Linked DNA regions of Homo sapiens: region 2 is linked to region 1. A link is an interaction called in ENCODE POLR2A ChIA-PET data of the cell type or tissue named here. Cell type or tissue: Panc1. All regions are shown on one strand. Each heading gives the region's core, and the rest is flanking DNA. Links, peaks and the distances in the headings are about the cores only. Region 1 overlaps SOBP (sine oculis binding protein homolog). Region 2 overlaps SOBP (sine oculis binding protein homolog).

Region 1 (5,387 bases), core at 57-5,056:
GAGGGTTTCCCAGTGCATATAAAAGTTATGTTTATACTATACTGTAGTCTATTAAATGTGCAGTAGCATTATGTCTAAAAAACAATTTACATTTCTTAATTTAAAATACTTTATTTGTAAAAAAAAAAAAATGCTAACAATCATCTGAGCCTTCAGCAAACCATAACCTTTTTGCTGGTGGAGAGTCTTGCCTTGATACTGACGGCTGCTGACTAATCAGGGTGGTGGTTGCCAAAGGCTGGGGTGGCTGTGGCAATTTCTTAAAATAAGACAACAATAAAGTTTGCCACATTGGTTGATTCTTCCTTTCACAAAGGATTTCTCTGTGTCATGCCATGCTATTTGATAACATTTTACCCACAATAGAACACTTTCAAAACTGAGTCAATCCCTGCTGCTGTTTTATCAACTAAGTTTATGGAATAGTCTAAATCCTTTGTTGTAATTTCATCATTGTTCACAGCATCTTTACCAGGAGCAGATTCTATCTCTAGAAACCAATTTCTTTGTTCATTCTTAAGAAGCAACTCCTCATCTGTTCAAGTTTGATCGTGAGATTGCAGCAATTCAGCCACATATTTAGGTTCCCCTTGTAATTCTCTTGCTATTTCTATCATATCTGCAGCTACTTCCTCCACTGAACTCTTGAACCCTTCAAAGTCATCCACGAGTGTTGGAATAAACTCCTTCCAAACTCCTGTTAATGTTGATATTTTGACCTCCTCCTATGAATCACAAATGTTCTTAATGGCATCTAGAATAGTGAATCCTTTCCAGAAGATTTTCAATGTACTTTGCCCAAATCTGTTAGAGGCATCACTATCAATGGCAGCTAGAGCCTTATGAAGTGTATCTCTTAAATGATAAGACTTGGAAGTCAAAATTCCTCCTTGATCCATGGGCTGCAGAATGAATGTTGTGTTAGCAGGCATGAAAACAATTAATTTCTTTGTACCGCTCCATCAGAGCTCTTGGATGACCAAATGCATTGTCAATAAGCAGTAATGTTTTAAAAGAATTATTTTTTCCTGAGCAGTGGGTCTCAACAGTGGGTTTAAAATATTCAGTAAACCATGGTATCAAGAGATGTGCTGTCACCCAAGCTTCGTTGTTCCACTGACAGAGCTCAAGCAGAGTAGATTTAGCATAATTCTTAAAGGCCCTAGGATTTTCAGAACAGTAAGTGAACACTGGCTTCCACTTAAGGTCACCGGCAGCATTAGCCCCTACCAAGAGAGTCAGCCTGTCCTTTGAAGCTTTGAAGTCAGGCATTGACTCCTCTCTATCTATGAAAGTCCTAGTTGGCATCTTCTTTCAATATAAAGCTGTTTTATCTATATTGAAAATCTATTGTCTAGTGTAGTCACCTTCATCAATGATCTTAGCTAGATCTTCTGGGTAGTTTGCTGCAGCTTCTACATCAGCACTTGCTGCTTCACCTTGCACTTTGATGTTATGGAGACAGCTTCTTTCTTTAAAGCTCATGAACCAACCTCTGCTAGCTTCAAAATCTTTTTCTGCAGCTTCCTCCCCTCTCTCAGTCTTCAGTGATGAAGAGAGTTAGGGCCTTGCTCTGGATTAAGTTTTGGATTAAGGAAATATTGTGGTCGGTTTGATCTTCCACCCAGACCACTCAAATTTTCTCTATATCAGCAATAAGGCTGTTTTGCTTTCTTATCATTTGTGTCTTCACTGGAGTAGCATTTTTATTTATTTGTTATTTAGAGACAATATCTCAGTCACTCAGGCTGGAGTGCAGTGGCATGATCACAGCTCACTGCAGCCTCAAATTCCCAGGCTCAGGTGATCCTCCCACCTCAGCCTCCTGAGTAATTGGGACTACAGGTGTGCACCATCACACCCAGCTAATTTTTCATATTTTTTGTAGAGACAGGGTTTTGCCATGTTTCCCAGGCTAATCTTGAACTCCTGGGCTCAAGCGATCCGCCAGCCTCAGCCTCCCAAAGTGCTGGGATTATTACAGGTTTGAGCCATTGTGCCTAGCCATGGAGTAGCAATTTTAGTTTCCTTCAAGGACTTTTTCCTTGCATTCACAACTTGATTGGCACAAGTAGCCTTGCTTTTGGCCTGTCTTGGCTTTCAATATGCCTTCCTCACTAAGTTTAATCACTTCTAGCTTTTGATTCAAAATGAGAGACATGGGTCTCCTCCTTTCACTTAAACATTTAGAGGCCCTCCTTTCACTTAAACATTTAGAGGCCATCATAGAATTATTAACTGGCCTACTTTCAATCTTGTATCTCAGGAAATAGGGAGGCCCAAGGAGAAGGAGAAAGATGGGGGAACAGCCAGTTGGTGGAGCAGTCAGAACATACCCAACGTTTATTGACTAAGTTTACCTCTTACATGGGTGCAGTTCATGGTGTCCCAAAACAATGACAATAGTAACATCCAAGATCACTGATCACAAATCACCATAACAGATATGATAATGAAAATGTTTGAAACATTGTGAGAATTACCAAAATGTGACACAGAGACATAAAGTGAGCACATGCTGTTGGAAAAATGGCATTGATAGACTTGACAGGGTTGCCACAAACCTTCCATTTGTACAAAGGCAATATTCGTGAAGCGTAATAAAGCGAAGCATGATAAAGTGAGATATGCCTGCAACTGAAAAACATTCCTTCTCCTTTCGAGTCTATAGCTCATGGTAAGGAGAGGGTATGGGAGCCAAGGGTGAGTTTCATCTTAGCTCAGTGTTAGGCTCTGGTCTGAATCGCAGCTTCATCACTGTGATGCTACTCACCCTATGGCTCTGAGAAGCTAAGGTTCCTGAGTACTAAAAATAAAATAAAAATAACAATAAAAATTAACCAATTATAAGGCCTTGTTTTCTTTAATTTTTAAATAACTTTTTCTTTTAGCTATATCCCTTATTTTACTTGTTAATCAGTAAAAATTACAACCATGTAAGACTCCCTACTGGGATAACTCTATCTTTAAGTCTTCATTTTACAAATGAAAATGTTGTTTTCCTTTGCTGGTTCTATGGGTTAGGGGAGAGCAGTCTGTTTTTTCTTATAAGTGGTCATTGCTATTTCTTGCTGACCTCTAAAAGTTTCTGAGGGGCGAAGAACCCAGAACTACGGAGCCCCTTCTTGTGCACTCACTTAAGTAAGTCCTTATCTTCACCTTGGACAATGGATCCTCTTTACTAAGTTCTTTCCAGAACCTGGAAGTTTAAGCAAACCAAATGACCAGGTCTCTGGTAGGCCCTCTTCCAAAACCATGGAGGGATTCATGACTAACAGTGTAGTTTTCTTTTTTCTTTCTTCTTCTTTTTTTTTTTTTTAACAAACACACTATAGCAGATGGCTCTGTTCACTCCCAAAAAAGAAAAATAGAATAAAGAAGAATTACATGATAGAGCTGTTCTGCAGGAAATTTTGAACAAGAGCCTAGGTCCTATGCCCTGGCTTTCAGAACTAAGTACTTCCCATTGTGGTTTATGTCTTCAATGAAAGGAGTTTTCTTTTTTTTTTTGAGACAGGGTCTTGCTCTGTCACCCAGGTTGGAGTGCAGTGGCACCATCATGGCTCACTGCAGCCTCAACCTCTTGGGCTCAAGTGATCTCAGCCTCCCAAGTAGCTGGGACCACAGGCATGTACCACCAAGCCTGGCTAATTTTTTTCTGATTTTTTGTAGAAATGGGGTCTCCCTGTGTTGCCCAGACTGGTCTCAAATTCTTGGGCTCAAGTGATCCTCCTGTCTTGGCCTCTAGGCCTTGCAAAGTGCTGGGATTACAGGCATGAGCCATGGCTCCTGATGGTTTTTTTTTTTTTTTTTTTTTTTTTTTGGTAGTGGGGGCGGGGCAAGGTCTTGCTCTGTCACCCAGGCTGGAGGACAGCTGCATGATCATAGCTCACTGCAGCCTCAAACTCCTGGGCCTCAGCCTCCTGAGTAGCTGGGTCTACAGGCATGCCCAGTTAATTTTTAAATTTTTTGTAGAGATGGGGTCTCAAACTCCTGGGCTCATGATCCTCCCACCTCAGCCTTCCAAAGTCCTGAGATTACAGGCATGAGCCGCTGTGCCCAGACTAGGAGTCAAATTTTATTGCACACCTAATTTACATCAAATACAGCACCAGGCATTTTTATATACTTATTTCACTTGGAAGCAAACAGCAATGCTACTGAAATATTTATTACTATCTCCATTTTACAGATGAATAACTTTGCCAGGAAGGGTTGCCAGAAATAGGAAAAGGTGGATGGAAGTCCAGCTTCTAGAACCCCAAAGTCAAGTTTCCCCCTCCCGCTGGGAGAGCTGACCCCTAGCCTATGTTCCATCTCCCCCCTTCTTTGCCCTGACAGTAGGGTGGCAGGGTCACAATGTCAGAGCTGTATAGTGCCTTAGAGACATACATGGCCTAACACCCTGCATTTGCAAACAAGAACTCTGAAAAGTTTTTCATAAGAAAAAAAAAAAACCACACATTTTCATCAAGTCTCATCCAACACACGAACTAGCTGATGTCAGTTCATGGAACTCAGCAGGCCCCTGGCCCACAGCTCTGCTCCCCTCTCCCCACTGTGACTACAGGAGCAGGTGTCACTGTGTCCCTGTTAAAGTGGGAGATGCTAAATCCTAGATGAATTTAGAGACTCATTCAAGGGGTCAGTGGAAAGGACAGGGTCCTTGTCCTTTTCTGATTTCTACCACCCTGACTCTCAAGACTGCGGCCTTCCAAAAATTCTGCCTGTGACAAAAAAGCCAGATGTTTACTGTGTTAAGATTAAGTGTGTTACTTCTCTATGTTATATGAACAGAGGCATTCTAGGTAAAAGAGAAAGAATACAGAGAAAAAAGCAGCTTCATGTGGCAAGTAGCTTTGACCTGTGGGTCAACGGCAGATTTTAGGATTTAGATGAGGTCTGGGAAAGCAGTCTTCTCCACACTTGATTCATTCTTTATGACCAGCCCATTAGCAGAGAGAGGGAGGGAGAAAGCTTCATATTAGTACAAATGCCATTGCAAAATGTAAGAGCTATAATACTGATTTCTCCCCCAACAGCAAAAATGATGGAGAGTGTGGTTACTAACTGCTTTCCTGCAACCCTTTAACCTCTCAACCCTAGATGTTCAGGCACAACCTATTTTCTCTCTGGAATTGGCTTCCTGATGTGAGGAAGCCATGCCGTGGGTGGCAAAAATATGACTCTGGTGCTTGGCACAGGGCATGTAACTGAAGCAGCTGCGGTCAGATCCCATGTTCCACCGAGAGGAAAGGCAGATGAGGACTCAGGTTCTAATCCTGGCTGCGCCACCCTGTGACCTTGGGCACTCGCTCTCTTTGTTGCAGTCTCGACTTGTAAAAGTGGAACCAGAGATTTTATGAGAATTTCTGGAATGGTTTCCC
Region 2 (5,387 bases), core at 217-5,216, 140 kb after region 1:
ACCTACATCCTTGCATCCTTGCCTACTATCATAATTATTCTGTCCTTACAATAAATCTTGATATCTGAGAGTATAAGTCTCCCAATTTTATTTTTTTCTTCAAGATTGTTTGAACTATTCTTGCTCCTTTGCATCTCCATATACATTTTAAAAAACAACTTTTTAATTTCCACAAAATTTTATGCAGGATTTTTATCAGAATTAGATTTAAATATATAGATCAATTTAGGAGGAATCTTCCTCTTTACAATATTTAGTCTCTAATCTATAAACATGGTATGTCCCTCTATTGATTTAGGTCTTCTTTAATTTCTCTCAGCAATGTTTATGATTCTCTGTGTAACCATCTTACACATATTTTGTGAGATTATTTTCCTGGGTATTTGATGGGTCTGATACTACTTTAAATTATATTTTTAAGATTCACTTTTGAAATTTTTATGGCTGGAATACAGAGATATCATTGATTTGCAGATATTGACTGTGTTTAGAGACTTTGATAAATTGAGTCGTAAATTATAATAGTTAACCTGTAGATTGACTGTAGGGAGGTCTATATAAAATAGCATTTCTGTCTTACAAATCTTGAGTTTCTTACTCCTTTTTATTTCCTTATTAAATAATTGTCTGTTAATTTCCGGTACAGAAGTGGGTGATACTGATCTTTCTTTTCTTTTCTTTTTTTTTTTTTGAGACAGAGTCTTGCTCTGCTGCTCAGGCTGGAGTACAATGGTGCAATCCCAGCTCATCACAACCTCCATTCACTGCAACTTCTGCCTCCTGGGTTCCAACAATTCTCCCACCTCAACCTCCCGAGTAGTTGGGATTATAGGAGCGCATCACCACACCCTACTAATTTTTGTATTTTTAGTACAGACTAGGTTTTGCCGTGAAGGCTGGGCTGGTCTCGAACTCCTGTCGTCAAGTGATCTGCCTGCCTTGGACTCCCAAAGTACTACTATTACAAGCATGAGCCATTGTGCCTGGCCCATAATGATCATCTTAATCTCATTCTTGATATCAAGAGGAAAGTTTTCAATACTTCACTATTACGTAATATTGGCTGTGGAGTGTTCTGTTGATAACCTTTGGACAGATTAAGGAAGTTCTATTCTATTCCTCCTTTGCCAAAAGTTTTTTTTAATCATTTATAGTGCTAAATTTTATCAAAATTGTTGCTGCAGCTATTACTTTATTCTGTTAATGGTTTTACTTTAACAGAGGTTTTACTTTATTTTGTTAATCATATTGACTGATTTTTAAAATTTAAACCAACCTTGCATTCCTAGAAAAAAATCTAAATTAGTCATGATGTATTACCATTTTGCATATATCATTGGCTTTGGTTTGCTATAATTTTGCTCAGTATTTTTGCATGAATGTTCATGATGAACAGAAGTTTTCCTTCTTTTTTTGTTTTTTGAGACAGAGTCTCGCTGTCACACAGGCTGGAGTGCACTGGTGTAATCTTGGCTCACTACAACCTCCACCTCCCAGGTTCAAGCAATTCTTGTGCCTCAGCCTCCCAAGTATCTGGGACTACAGGCATGTGCCACCATGCCCAGCTTATTTTAGTATTTTTAGTAGAGACAGGGTTTTGCCATGTTGCCCAGGCCGGTCTCAAACTCCTGAGCTCAAGTGATCCCTCCACCTCGGCCTCCCAAAGTGCTAGGATTACAGGTGTGAGCCACCACACCCAGACAGAAGTTTTCAATTTTAATGTAATAAAATTACACTAAATTATTGTTTCCCTTACTTATAATGCCCTTGGCATGTAATGTGATCAATGTTATGCTGAGATCATAAAATAAGTCTACGTATTTATTTCTTCTCTATTCTCTGAAAAAGCTTCTCCAACTTCTTTTCTTTGTTTGTTTTTTGTTTTTCTTAAATGTTTCACAGAATTTACCATTGAAGCCATCTAGGTCTGGAATATTCTTTGTAGAAAAGATTCAATTATTTTATTTCCTTAATAGGACTACTCAAGTTTTCTATTTCTTCTGTCTGTTTTGGTAAGTTAAACTAATGTGACGTCTCTGTCAAAGAAACTCTGGGAATTATTCTAGTAATCACTATGCATAACATCAAAATGATTAGTTCTAATAACATATGAACCTTTTTATTTACTCACATTTCATATTTCCTAGCACTTGTTATCTTAAAAAATGTCAAATCTATTATTTCATTCACTATTTGTTCAAAGTAAAAATTAACAATCATTAAAACTTGTCCCAAGCAGTATAAATCTTTCATCAGACTTCTGGCTGTTATAACTATACATATATGCAGTTTGCTTTATATCTGTTCAATTAACAAGTACCTGTTAAAGCACATTAAAACATACCCTCTCAAATCATAAAATCAGGAGAGCAACTAACCATACAAGTCACAAAATAAGGATTTTATAAATATAGGGAAATAACAGATCATGTAAGCTAACCACATCATTTTGCAGACAAGGAAACTAAGGCTTAGAGAAACTACCTTATTCAAGATTACATGGCCAATAAATGGCAGAGCTGGCATTAGCAACCCAGGTCTCCTGGTTCTTGCTCTGGCAGTCTTCACCACCTCATGCTACCATTCAAATTATACATTTCATCTGGCATTAAAAATGATAGAACACACTAAAATGTGCCTTACACATTTTTAAGAACCCTTAATTGTAAAGAGAACAATAAAGCAGGACCCATATCATAGTATCTAACATTTTCAGGTTTCATTTTGGATCTTTTTTTATCACTTTGAATTTGAGTTTTCAATTGCTATCTTCTAGCCTATATTAAGTTTCAGGTGCCATTTCCCCTCAACTGTATAAATATAACAGTTCTTGATTATCTGCCTATAGACTTTTTGCTACTCCACTTTAATTGCCCTTGTAGTCCTACCATGCACCTTCCATATGCAACTAAAATTATATCATACATTCCAAGGTAAAACTAGAATGATGTTTTGATCATATGCCAACAGTACTATTAAGTTCTTGGTAGTCAAGGATGATGACATACATCTGTATTGTCTAGCACAATGTAAGGAACATTCAGTAAATACTTAACTGACTGAAATACTGCCATAGTGTTTTGGATAATCCAGTGGTTAAGGATATAGGCTAAGGAGACATAATGTATAGGTTCAAATATCAGCTCTGCCACTCAGTATCTGTGTAACCTCAGGCAAGTTGCTCAACTTTTCTGGGCCTCAGTTTTCTCATCTGTAAAACAAGGTTAATAATAGCATCCACAAAGAGTTGTGAAAATTAAATGATATAAATCTACTAGCATAATACATGCTCAAAAACTATTAGCTATGATGAGATTATATCATTACATTATTAAGTACTCACATTTCTGCCATTCATCGTTAATTCCTCCTGTCCTTATCCTAAGTGATTGGGAAAACTGAGGGTTCAGTGAACCTCTTTTTCTTTCTTTTTTTTTTTTTTTTGAGAATTGCATCTGGTACATAAATAGTAAGTCATCCAAATCCCATTAACTCTAGGTAATTTTATTTAATAATCATATTTTAAAAGTTGGACAAATAAATAAAGTCCAAAGCAATTTTGATTAAATCCTGTTTTCTCAATGGCTATTTGGAACACATCATCATATGCAAGCCCCAAGAATATTGAATAACAGATAAAATAAATAATGACCATAATGCAAACCACATTCTCATTCCCATTTCCCTGCAAGTACAACTCCATGTCAGAATTATAAGAGCCAAAAAGTAACATGCTTATTAACTGTGGGTTACTCAGCTATATACATAGAGGTTAGCAGATCACGTGACTGTTTCCATATTCTCCGTTAAGCTAATGGTTCCTTAGAGTCCAGTTCTTATAACCCCTTAGGAATTTCAAGATTTGCCTGAAAATATATATCATATTTCCCTGACTATAATGGAACTCAAATTTGGAAAACTAACTGAAAAGCAAACCATCCTGGAGGACAGGAAATGGTCATTGTTTTCAAAGAAAGATAAGACATTTCTGCACACAGGAAATCAAGCTGGTTTTAGGGGATCGATCTTATGTTGCTCCACACAAACCTGTCTGTGCCGTATGGACAGGCTCTTCCTTTTACTTCACATGTGCAAACATGGTAAGAAATGAGAATAAGGGCACTTATCATTTGAGGTAAAAGACACTTTATTCAAGACTGCCACATAAATGCATAAAGAGAAGTATATTCCCTCTTTTTTTCACATTTCATTTCATTTTAAAGTATTCAGAGATTTACAGGGATTCTGGACTTGGAATAGGCAAGTTGTAAGCCTCTGGGAAAACCTGTCAAAAGACTCAGATCTAAAATGTGGTTTTCTAGGTACACACGGTTTTCTGCAGCAGGAAAGCTCTCACTAGAAAAAGTTGCTTCATTTCACTTCTCCTTGTGAACAAAAACAATCACACTAATAGTTTTATTAATTTAAAAAAAAAATTTTGGGAGCAAAATGTTGTCATGGAGCAAACCCAAAACTAGAGGGGAAAAAGTCCTGGTCTGAGTCTCAACTGGGCCAGGGTCTACCCTGGCTACTTTGACCAGAAGTTGACAAGGTGGGGAGACCCAAACCTGCCCTACCTCTGCAGAAAATTGATGGCCAGTCAATGCAGCCAAGGGCTATTACACTTGTAAAGCAGTGAAGACCATTATAAGGCCTTTGTCAAAGATATGTATTCAAAATCCCTTCTGAGTGCTTTACCTCAATCATCAAACTTGGAGGGAACCAAATTTAAAGCTCAATTAAAACCAGAGAAGGCCAAATATCTTAATGAAGACTCACTACAGCACAGTTCTTACAATCCATGCCCAAGCCCTTTAAAGGCATGATCATCTTCGAATGAAGTCTCAAAGGGTTGAACCCATGCTAAAATCTCTAACATGAGATGAATTACAGCAAAGTTACCGTTTAATTAACCTATCTTTCAAAATTCTTGCTGACATATTTTTTGCCACTTCAGATTATGTTCATGATGTGATTTTTTAAATTAGCAAAGAAGGAGGTTTTTACATTTGTTCAAACTGAAAGAATAAAGACATGTTTGCACAAAAAGAAAGTGTTGGTCAATACTTTTATTATTTTCTAATATTCTTATAAGTTTTCTTCATGGCTTGCCTATATGGCAAAGCCTTATTCTGTTCATTTCCTAGAGTCTGCAAAAAAGTCTGTGATTATTATTTAAGGATCATGGTGATTCCCTTCACTGCATGGGGGCGGGGGAGGGGGAAAGCAAAAGCAAAGCTATTATCCTGTATTTATAACACGTCTGTTACCATAGTAATGCCTGTGCTGTCACAAACCATACCAAGGGCCAGAGGCTGTCTCTGTGGGGGGAAAGGCAGCACAGAGTTGGAAGATGAATGCACACATGTGTGGCCAGAGCAGGGTCA

The links. Peaks named below come from ENCODE experiments on the same cell type or tissue, not always from the same donor. Only the 100,000 strongest peaks of a DNase experiment are listed, where the experiment ranks them.
Region 2: POLR2A ChIA-PET joins it to region 1 with 8 read pairs; 3 of 35 experiments call an interaction of 5 or more read pairs at or near these places.

Annotation. Positions count from the first base shown.
Region 1 is chr6:107,647,600-107,652,986 of GRCh38, reverse strand. All of the region lies in intron 6 of SOBP (sine oculis binding protein homolog), which reads right to left. Among named protein-coding and RNA genes, the nearest start is that of SOBP, 160 kb to the right of the region's middle. In Panc1, for the core only: no CTCF peak of the experiment used is centred there; no DNase peak of the experiment used is centred there; H3K27ac peaks cover 1,905 bases.
Region 2 is chr6:107,511,782-107,517,168 of GRCh38, reverse strand. The region is part of intron 3 of SOBP (sine oculis binding protein homolog); the gene reads right to left. Among named protein-coding and RNA genes, the nearest start is that of SOBP, 24 kb to the right of the region's middle. In Panc1, for the core only: no CTCF peak of the experiment used is centred there; no DNase peak of the experiment used is centred there.